Regions from separate parts of the Homo sapiens genome. Here region 1 is linked to region 2. A link is a loop called in an ENCODE intact Hi-C map of the cell type or tissue named here. Cell type or tissue: CD4-positive, alpha-beta T cell. All regions are shown on one strand. Each heading gives the region's core, and the rest is flanking DNA. Links, peaks and the distances in the headings are about the cores only.

The links. Peaks named below come from ENCODE experiments on the same cell type or tissue, not always from the same donor. Only the 100,000 strongest peaks of a DNase experiment are listed, where the experiment ranks them.
Region 1: a loop joins it to region 2, with 3 times the contacts of the local background. A loop is called at or near these places in 4 of 110 quality-filtered maps.

The regions. Positions count from the first base shown.
Region 1 is chr19:8,394,662-8,400,044 of GRCh38, forward strand. RAB11B (RAB11B, member RAS oncogene family) reads left to right here. Exons shown (of 5, transcript NM_004218.4): 2 at 5,202-5,383. Among named protein-coding and RNA genes, the nearest start is that of RAB11B-AS1, 6.7 kb to the left of the region's middle. RefSeq lists a silencer at 2,038-2,087. In CD4-positive, alpha-beta T cell, for the core only: CTCF peaks have their summits at 2,225 (motif pointing left) and 2,428; a DNase peak (open chromatin) is centred at 2,150.
Region 2 is chr19:7,941,264-7,946,646 of GRCh38, forward strand. It overlaps TIMM44 (translocase of inner mitochondrial membrane 44), which reads right to left and starts at 2,403. Exons shown (of 13, transcript NM_006351.4): 1 at 2,344-2,403. The coding sequence starts at 2,388. RefSeq lists enhancers at 1,424-1,967, 1,968-2,510, 2,137-2,506, 2,511-3,054, 3,055-3,597 and a silencer at 2,537-2,606. In CD4-positive, alpha-beta T cell, for the core only: CTCF peaks have their summits at 3,091 (motif pointing right) and 3,290; DNase peaks (open chromatin) are centred at 2,588 and 3,118; H3K4me3 peaks cover 1,864 bases; H3K27ac peaks cover 1,565 bases.

The DNA of each region.
Region 1 (5,383 bases), core at 686-4,685, 450 kb after region 2:
GGCTCACGCCTGGAATCCTAGTACTTTGGAAGGCCGAGGTGGGTGAATCACTTGAAGTCAGGAGTTTGAGACAGCCTGGCCAACATGGCAAAACCCCACCTCTACTAAAAATACAAAAATTATCTGGGCGTCGTGGTGCACGCCTATAATCCCGGCTACTCGGGAGGCTGAGGCAGGAGGATCTCTTGAACTCAGGAGGCGGAGAGTACAGTGAGCTGAGATTGTGTCAGTGCACTCCAGCCTGGGCGAGGGAGATTCCATCTCAATACAAACAAACAAAAACAAACAAACTGATGGGGCTGAGGAGCCACTAAGGCTGTACAGCTGGGGCAAGGCTGGAATGGTGTGAAGGTGTCGGGAATGCCTGGGCAGGGCCCGAGTTTCCTGTCTTATTTCCTGAGGACGTGAGAACTGAGCAGACCTCCCTGGCCTTGGCCAGGCTCCCGTAGCTGCCGTGGAAAGGAGGTTAAGGTTGGTGGTGTAGATGGGGGCCCTCACAGTGAGTCCATCTTGGCCCCCAGTGGCCTGGGAGCCGATTCTCATCCCTACTGGCTTGGTTGGGAGGTGCTGGGCCACACGCCTACATTCACTCCACCTCTTTCCATCTTTCTTTTTTTTTTTTTTTTTTTTGAGATGGAGTCTCGCTGTGTCGCCCAGCTTGGAGTGCAGTGGCACGATCCCGGCTCACTGCAACCTCCGCCTCCCAGGTTCAAATGATTCTCTTGCCTCAGCCTCCACCACCACACCCGGCTAATTTTTGTATTTTTCATAGAGACGGGGTTTCACCATGTTAGTCAGGTTGGTCTCAAACTCCTGACCTCAAATGATCCGCCTGCCTCGGCCTCCCCAAGTGCTGGGATTACAGGATTACAGGCATGAGCCACTGTACCCGGCCATCTTTCTGTCTTTCTCTGAAGTCCACTTGGTAGCCCTGTGCGGGGCACCCATGGTGACGTGAGAGAATGCCAGCCCCGTTGTCTTAGGTCTTTCACGCCAGGCCAAGCAGTGGTCTTTGGGGAGAGGAGAGGTCTGAGCCGAGGGGTCTTGAAGGATGAGTAGGAGTTTGCTGGCCGCCCCAGGGGGACAGGCTGCCCTATGCGGTGGGAGCTGGGGTGCCCAGAGCCTCAATGCCCACCCCATAAGGCAGAACCACGACTCCCGAGCCACGTGCTGGGGTTTGGGGTAGGACAGTGAGTGTGGCAGTGAGTTGCGAAGGAAGAACTTGGACTGTGGATGCAGAAGACCTGGGTTCAAATCCTGCCTGGCTCACTTCCCAGGCGGTGGCTCCAGACAAGTCACTTGGGGAGCACCGTTGGGAGGTGAGGGCGAGCCCACAAACATGCATAGCTTCAGGGTCCTGCTCTGCCCCGCACCCCGTTCCCCATCCAAGCCTCAGTTTCCTCATCTGTAAAAATGGGCTACAGGAGGCTTCTGCGAAGTAACGCACATCAAGAGCTTTGTTAGCACAAGCTCATCGAATATTCTCCTTGTTCTTGTTATTCTTGGCTTCCAAGCAGCCAACCAGAGCGGGTACCAGGTGGGGTTGTAGGGGCTGCCTGATCCTGCCCTCCTCACCTGTGGCCCAAGGGTGGTGACCTGGCATCCTCTAGGTATGGGGCAGGCGGCATGCGTGGGAGGCTCTGCCAGCCTTTTTGGCATTTTGTTTGTTCACTTGACAGACATTTTCTTGGGTGTTTATTGTGTGCCAAGCACTGTGCCAGGACCTGATTCCTGCCCTTGGGGCAGACTGGCAAAAGATAAATGCCACCTGACAGGTGAGAGAGTGGCAAGAGTGACGGAGGAAGAACTGGGTCCGGGAGCAGGGTAATTCGGAGAGTAGAGTTTTAGTAGCATAGCAGGGAGGGCCTTCTTGGCCAAGTGGCATTTAAGGGGCCACACGAAGGGGATGAGGGAGGGAGCCAGGTGTGTGCCTGGAGAAGAGCGTTTCTGGCAGCAGGAGCAACCCGTGCAAAGGCCCTGAGGCAGGATCGCACCTGGCGTGTTGGGGGAACAGCATGGAGGCCTGTGTGGCTGGAGCAGAGTGAGCCGGGGGGGGGGCGGGAGGGAGGAGGGGAGGGCCCTGTGGGCAGCGGGGAGGACTGTGGCTTTTCCCCTGCGGAAGGTGGGGGCCACGGAGGGTTGTCTGCAGAGGAGGGAGGGAGGTGCCCTGGCTCGGCACTCACGGGCGCTCTCTGGTGGCTGCTGCAGGAGGACAGCGTTTTGGTTGGTGATGAGCGTGAACACAGGGACCGCACAGACAATACCTTCCAGGGTCTGAGAGTCTGGAATGGAATCGCCCAGGGAGACATGGTGGGGTGCACCCCTCGTCCTCCCTTCTCTTGGATCTGTTTCGGATGTGCTGAAGGATTGATTCTGAGATGCGAGAGAAAGGAAGGAGTCGAGAATGACTCCAGGTTTCTGGCATGAGTGCCTGGTAGGACCAAGCCAAAGTTAACCAAGATAAGGAGGGTAGGTGAGCGGTGGGTGAGCAGGCTTAGGGAGTGATCGGGAGCTTGGCTCTGCTCTTCTGGGTATGAGGGGCCTGGGGCCCCTGAGGAGACATGAAGGAGACAATGGGCACGCCAGTCTGGGCTTCTAGGGAGAGAGGTAATATAGGAGTTACCAGCCCATGGCTGGTATTTACAGCCATGAGCCTGGATGGGGTCACCTGGGGACTGGGTGTGGACAGAGATGCCTGTCCTGAGGCTCCCTGAGGTTCGAAGGTAGAGTGGGAGACTGAGTGGGAGTGACTGTGAGGAGAGGAGTCGGGGTGTGGAGCCCCTGCAGGCAGGGAAGGAGGGAGAGCTGGCTGGGTGCCTGCTGCACAGGCCCGGGGGAGTGGGGGTAGCTGAGGCTGACACTGACTGTGGGGGCGAAAGCGTGCTTGGTTTGAGTTCTAGGACTGGGGGACAGGAGGTGGAGTGAGTGAGTGTAGATGATACCTTCCAGTGCCCGAGGCAGGAAGTTGGGTCAGGAGAGAATGTTTTCTAGAGGGAAAATTCCAAACGTGTAGGTACAGCCCCACAGTGTGGCCAGGGGAAGGGCAGAGGAGGGCTGCCTGGTGGGCTCCAGGGCCTGCTCCCTCAATGTAGCAGGGGTCCCGAGTGGGGCCAGCGGACCTCTGGGTCAGCCAGGGCTCAGCCTGGCTGCCAGCACCTCCCCGAGCTCAGGAGGAACAGCCATACCCATCTCTTCCCAGACAAGGAAGCCTCATCCTCAGTGGATGCCCCCTAACTCCCTGGGACCAGGGATGACCAAGCCACTGAGCCAACCCACCCTCAGGTGCCGGGGCCCAAGGCCCACACTTGGGGGTCCACGGGGCTTCTGGCTGGGGCGTCTGGTTGGCTGTATTCAAGTGCACACACACACACTGATCTTCCCCACATGGTATGTTCTGGGTCTGGGGACAGCTCACCCAGACCCCACCCCAGAGCCTGGGGCGGCTGGGCCCATAGGGACAGTGCTTCCATGGCTGGGACAGGAAACAGTTTACAAGGCAGCTCACCCCTGGCCTGACCAGCAGGCACCTGCTCTGCTCAGGGAAAGTGTTCCTGATGCTCCTTGGCCAGCATGAGACAGGCCTGCTGCACACCCCGTGTCGACTGGGCTCAGGCCCCCGTCCCTGGGTGCTGTTGCCCACAAACCCTCATCTCTGTTCTGTCCACGCTGCGCTGACTCCTTTCTGGGCCAGGGTTTGCATCTTGGCAAGCTGCTCTGCTGTGCACCCCCCTCCTGGGACAATGCATACCTGTGTTGGAGCCTTGTGAGGAGCTGTGCACACACGTGGACTGCCACACGGACTGCCCCTTGAATGAGGACTTAGCCTTGGCTGGAGCTCCCTGCAGCTCAGCAGGGGACCTGACCCTGGGGACAGGGGTGGTGGGAGGTGGCTGCAGGCTCTTTCCTCCGGGCTGCGTCCTCAGGGCACATTCCTGTTTCCCACTCAGCCATCTGTGCCGAAGCTGGATGTGGGTTTGCTGCACCAGGAGAGGTGGGGGTTGAGGTGGGAGTAGCTCCTCATGTCCTGTCACTTACATACCTGGAGCAGTGACCCTTCCCATGCCCTGACCAGAAACCACAACAACCGTGACAGCTGCCTACTCGTGTCCCTTCCTGTGCGATGCCTGCTCTTTTCGTGGGGGGAGACAGAATCTCTGTTGCCTAGGCTGGAGTGCAGTGATTCGATCTCGGCTCACTGCAGCCTCCACCTCCTGGGCTCAAGCGATTCTCCTGCCTCAGCCTCCTGAGTAGCTGGGGCTACAGTAGCCACCACGCCCAGCTAATTATTATTATTATTATTTTTTTTTTTGAGATGGAGTCTCGCTCTGTCACCCAGGCTGGAGTACGGTGGCGTGATCTCGGCTCACTGCAAGCTCCGCCTCCCGGATTCACGCCATTCTCCTGCCTCAGCCTCCCAAGTAGCTGGGGCTACAGGCGCCCGCTACCACACCCAGCTAATTTTATTGTATTTTTAGTGGAGATGGGGTTTCACCACGTTAGCCAGGATGGTCTCGATCTCCTGACCTCGTGATCCACCCGCCTCGGCCTCCCAAAGTGCTGGGATTACAGGTGTGAGCCACCGCGCCCGGGTACTTTTTGTATTTTTTATAGAGACGGGATTTCACCATGTTGGCCAGGCTGGTCTCGAACTCCCGACCTCAAGTGATCCGCCTGGCTCATCCTCTCAAAGCATTGAGATTACAGGCGGGAGCCACCGTGCCTGGCCATGCCTGCTCTTACTTCCTCCTCCTGTGACTGCCTTCCTGTTCACACATTTGGAAAAAGTAGTCCAGAGGTGAAGTGACTTGCCCAAGGTCACCCCGCTCAGGAGCCTTCTCAAGCCGTGTCTGGCTGCCCAGCCACCAGGCTGCAGGTGGAGGCTCAGGGTTGATGGATCTCAAGCTGCTCTGCCTGCCTGGCTGCCTGGGTCCCCTTGCCCCAGCTGGGACAGCCCTGCTCTGAGGACCAGACACAGGCAGGTGTTGTGCTATCCGCAGTGGCTGTTTCTGGAAGGCAGGAGCCTGCCTTCACTTCTGCACCACTTAGCACAGTGCCTGCAGGCCCTGGGCTCCAGGCATCTCTCGACTCCTCCACACCGTTGGCAGCCGCGTTGGTGCAGCACCCAGGGAACCGGCGGGAAGGTTGTGGGGGCAGTCGTGGGTGGAGTGTGGGGATTCACAGAACCTCGCCTTCCCGCCCAGTGGTGCTCATCGGGGACTCAGGCGTGGGCAAGAGCAACCTGCTGTCGCGCTTCACCCGCAACGAGTTCAACCTGGAGAGCAAGAGCACCATCGGCGTGGAGTTCGCCACCCGCAGCATCCAGGTGGACGGCAAGACCATCAAGGCGCAGATCTGGGACACCGCTGGCCAGGAGCGCTACCGC
Region 2 (5,383 bases), core at 925-4,924:
CACACAAAACAGCAGGGTCACCTGCAACTCACTGGCCATTTTTTTTTTTTTTTTGAGACGGAGTCTCAGGCTAGAGTGCAGTGCTGCGATCTCAGCTCCCTGCAACCTATGCCTCCTGGGTTCAAGCGATTCTCCTGCCTCAGTCTCCCGAGTAGCTGGAATTACAGGTATGCGCCATCACATCCGGCTAATATTTGTATTTTTAGGAGAGAAGCGGTTTTGCCATGTTGGCCAGGCTGGTCTCGAACTCCTGACCTCAGGTGATCCACCCCTCCCCCGGTTTTCCAAAGTGCTGGGATTACAGGCATGAGCCACTGCACCTGGCCTCACTGGCCAATTTGTATCTTATGCCTGATGCATGCCGGGCACTCTGTAATCTTCCCAAAGTCTGAGAAGCAAGCAGAAGCTGGTGGAAAGAGAAAATGCTGTGTCTGTACCTCCAGGGCCTACATCTATCCTCGTGCCCCTGAAACTGGGGGAAAACGGACAGGTCCCAGGAAATGCCAACCCATGGGGGGAAGAAGGCTAAATGTACAATTTAATCCCTTAGTCTGAAAGTAGGCACTCTAAGCTTCTATGCTAGTGGCAAGCAGTCTTCTCTTGCGAGCCCACCCCATTTCTGCCAGCCTCCAAAGATGAGAGAACTGGATTTTTCAGACACAAACATCGATAATGTGTTGCCCCAGGGACAACTCTGGAATAAACCTACAATGTCCTCCTCAAGGGTTGAGCTATAAACAGAGTAATTTAGGGGAGTCGCTCTGGGCAAAGACTGGGCTGATCTCATGTAAAAGGCACTTGCTGGCTGGGCGCGGTGGCTCACGCCAGTAATCCCAACACGTTGGGAGGCTGAGGTGGGAGGATCACCCGGTCAGGAGTTCGAGATCAGCCTGGCCAACATGGTGAAATCCCGTCTCTACCAAAAATACAAAAATTAGCCGGGCGTGGTGGCACACACCTGTAGTCCCACACACCTGTAGTATTGCTTAAACCCGGGAGGTGGAGGGTGCAGTGAGCCGAGATCTTGCCTTAAGTTCTGTGCAGGCACTGAGCTGGTGGCTCATGCCTGTAATCCCGATACTTTGGGAGGCTGAGGCGGAAGGATCGTTTGAGCTCAGGAGTTTGAGACCAGCCTGGGCAACATAGCTAGACCCTGCCTCCATAAAAAATTGGGGGAAAAAAAAAAAGCTCTGTGCAGGTCCTGTTCAGCTCGGCACCCTGTCACCCAGCACAGAACCTGGCGTGTTGATGTCAAAAGACCAGGTACAACTTCTCCACCATTTCCACATTTCCTGGGCCGTTTTTCTCTCTGTTCTCTGCCTCCTACCTCTGAGAACCCTATGCAACATCCCAAACTTACACAGGTGCCTACTATCTCCTGTATTTACTTGAGGATAACTTTTTTTTTTTTTTTTGAGACGGAGTCTCCCTCTGTTGCCCAGGCTGGAGTAAAGTGGCAGGATCTCGGCTCACTGCAATCTCCGCCTGCCGGGTTCAAGTGATTCTCCTGCCTCAGCCTCCCAAGTAGTTGGGATTACAGGAGCGCGCCACCATGCCCGGCTAATTTTTTTGTATTTTTAGTACAGATGGGGTTTTAGTAGAGATGGGATTTCACCATGTGGGCCAGTGGATCTCGAACTCCTGACCTCAGGTGATCCACCTGAGGCTGAGGCAGGAGAATCGCTTGAACCCGGAGGCAGAAGGAGGCAGAAGTTGCAGTGAGCCGAGATCGCGCCATTGCACTCCAGACTGGGCGACAAGAGCGAAACTCTGTCTCAAAAAAAAAAAAAAAAGAGAAAAAAGAAAAAACGAAGAGCACGAGCAATATGAAGTACTACTTTCTGAGTGCGCCTTACACGTCTTGACTGCCACTGCCCTGTGGACCCAAGAGCCTGCTAGGGCGCGAACCACCTCTCGCACATCCACAATGAACGTTAGAAGAAACGAGACAAGAAATGCTCTCGGTAGAGAACTTGGCATTTAACCGCGAGCTGTGAATTTCACGTTTTTTTGCCTTCCCCTCTACTTTTTTCCACGGGACGCCGCCGCCCCGGCTACCATTCTCTCTCCTGTATACGTGGAGTCTGATCAGAGGGCGAAGGGTGATCAGCTCCCTCCCAGGTCCCGCGCATCGCCGCCCCCTGCCCGGTAAGCTCGGTCCCCGCCCTCAGGCCACGCTCTGTGCCCCCTGTCCTGGCCTCTGCTACCCAAAGATCTAACCCCAAGCTTTCTAAGGAGCCCAAGCAAGGGTCGCGAAGGCCAAGGGTCTGAGAAGAAAGCCTTGGTGGCCGAAGGCCCAGAAGACCCCTAAGCTCGCCCTGCCAGCGCCGCACCGCCGCTCACCCGTGGACAGCGGCACCAGCCACTCCGCAGGGCCGCCGCCGCCATGTTGGAGAATCGTGTGACCTTCTCGCGGCGCGGCCCGGTTGCGTCATCCGCCGCTTCGGCCTAGAGCCGCGCAAGCCTGAGAAAAGCCGCTCCAGGAGCGGGGTTTCGGGTAGGGAGAGCCCTCCGATTGGGTCCGTCATAGGGCGGGGCATTAAAAGGGTAGGGAATGCCTAGAGAGCTTGACCTCTGATAGGGCAGTGTTTTGGAAGGACGGGGCCCGTGACTGGATGTGGCCCGGGGGAGGGCACTCCTGGGAGGGTCAGATCTGTGATTGGGCGCGACTACGAGGGGGCGGAGCCCAGGGGCGTGTATTCCGTCACTTGCGGTGATTCGGCTACAGAACGCGCCGGGCGCTGGTGGCAGGTGGTACAGGCACGTGGATCCACCGACCACAAGGACGGATTCGATTGGATTCTGATTGACCGGCGGACCAGCTCCAGAGTAATTGTCTATGGCTGCCCCTGCAATGACTGATTGATTGACAATGGCTGAGAGACCAGCAAGTGAGTCGCTCCGAGAAAGCGAAGGAGCCCACTCTTGTGCGGCGCTTTGGGAAGACGCCTGTTGGTTTTGACCCCGAATAAGAAGAGGAAGCTGAGAGCGGGCTGACTGTGGTCCAGTCCTACTTCGATTCAGTGTGAACTGACACTCTGATCTGAAGACGCTCAGGCCTTTGTCATTTCAGCACCCCAGATGCTATTTTCCATTCGAAGAATGCCGCCACCAGGTGGCGGTATTTTAACATGGCCATGCAATCCGGGTATGAGGAGGAGGGTTGGTCCCCTGGGAGAGCTAATGTATGTTGCTGTTGCTGTTTGTCTTATTGGATCCTTTTTTTTTTTTATAGAGCCAGAGGCTTGCTCTGTCACCCAGGCTAGAGTGCAGTGTCGTAATCTAGCTCACTGCAGCCTCCAATTCCCAAGCTCAAGCGATCCTCCTGCCTCAGCCTCTGAGTCACTGGGATTACAGGCGTGAGCTACCGCACCCGGTCTTTTTGCATTACTAACCTGTGATATGGGTTTATGGGACTTCATTATTTCAAAGGGAGGCAGCTTGGCCCCGGAGAGCATGCATTCCTGGCTTCTGCGATGGATAGACTTGTGTTCTCCATCTCAGGAGCTCCCCCTCAAGGTGGGGGTAAGAGATGAGGGCTTCCACTCTGGCTTTGTTCGAGATGTCTTGATGCCAAGAGGAGCAAACTAGTTAAGCGGTTGGTGTACACAGGTGTGTTGCTAAGAATAAGGTCTGGGCTAGAAATATGGATTCTTAGTTGTGGTTGAAAGTACGGAGTTTGGCCGGGCGCGGTGGCTCATGCCTATAATCCCAGCACTTTGGGACACTGAGGCGGGAGGATCTCTCCAGCCCAAGAGTTTGAGACCAGCCTGGGCAACATAGTGAAGACCTCTTCTTTACAACAAATACAAAACATTAGCTTGGCGTGGTAGCATGTGCTTGTAGTCCCAGCTACTCAGGAGGCTGAGATGGGAGGATCGTTGAGGCCCGGGAAGTTAAGGCTGTAGTGAGCCGTGATCGTGCCACTACACTACACTACACTACACTACACTACCTGGGCAACAGAGAGAGACCTTGTGTCAAAAAAAAAGAAGAAGAAAGAAAGAGAGAGAGAGAAAGGAAAGAAAGAAAACTACAGCATTGGACACTCAGAGGCAGTGTGTCATATAAGCATGTCAAAGACCCAAAGATAAAGTGGAGATAGAAGACTCCTTTAAGCCAGGATCCGTGGCTCAGTCCTATTATCCCAGCAACTCAGGAGCCTGAGGCAGGAGCATCATTTGAGCCCAGGAGTTACAGACCAGTCTGGGCAACATAACGAGACCCTATCTCTACAAAAATAAAAAAATAAGCCAAGCATGGTGTCTCTCGCCTGGAATTCCAGCTACTTAGGAGGCTGAGGTGGGAGGATCTCTTGAGCCCATTAGTTAGAGGCTGCAGTGAGCTATGATCACCCACTGCACTCCACCCTGGGTGACAGCATGAGACCTCCATCTCTTTTTTTGTTGTTTTGAGACAGAGTCTCACTCTGTCGCCCAGGCTGGAGTGCAGTGGCACGATCTTGGCTCACTGCAAGCTCCGCCTCCCAGGTTCACACCATTCTCCTGCCTTAGCCTCCCGAGTAGCTGGGACTACATGTGCCTGCCACCACACCCAGCTAATTTTTTGTATTTTTAGTAGAGACAGGGTTTCACCATGTTAGCCAGGATGGACTCGATTTCCTGACCTCGTGATCCGCTTGCCTCGGCCTCCCAAAGTGCTGGGATTACAGGCGTGAGCCACCACACCCGGCCTTTTTTTTTTTGAGATGGAGTTTTACTCTTGTTGCGCAGGCTGGAGTGCAATGGCGCGATCTTGGCTCACCGCAGCCTCTGCTTCCCAGGTTCAAGTGATTCTCCTGCCTCAGCCTCCCAAGTAGCTGGGATTACAGGCATGTGCCACCACACCCAGCTAATTTTGTGTTCTTAGTAGAGACGGGGTTTCTCCATATTGGTCAGGCTGGTCTCGAACTCCTGAACCTCAGGTGATCCTCCCACCTCAGCCTCCCAAAATGCTGGGATTACAGGCATGAGCCACCATGCCCCCTCGAGACCTCCATCTCTAAAAAACAATTTTTTGTTGTTGTCGTTGTTTTGAGACTGAGTCTCAGTCTGTCACCCAGGCTGGAGTGCAGTGGCGTGATCTCGGCTCACTGCAAGCTCCACCTCCCAGGTTCATGGCATTCTCCTGCCTCAGCCTCCCGAGTAGCTGGGACTACAGGCGCCCGCCACCATACCCGGATAATTTTTGTATTTTTAGTAGAGACGGGGTTTCACCATCTTGGCCGTGCTAGTCTCGAGTCCTGACCTCGTGATCCACCTGCCTTGGCCTCCCAAATTGCTGGGATTACAGGCGTGTGCCACTGCGCTCAGCACTGTGGGAGGCCGAGATGGGCAAATCATGAGGTCAGGGGATCAAGACCATCCTGGCTAACATGGTGAAC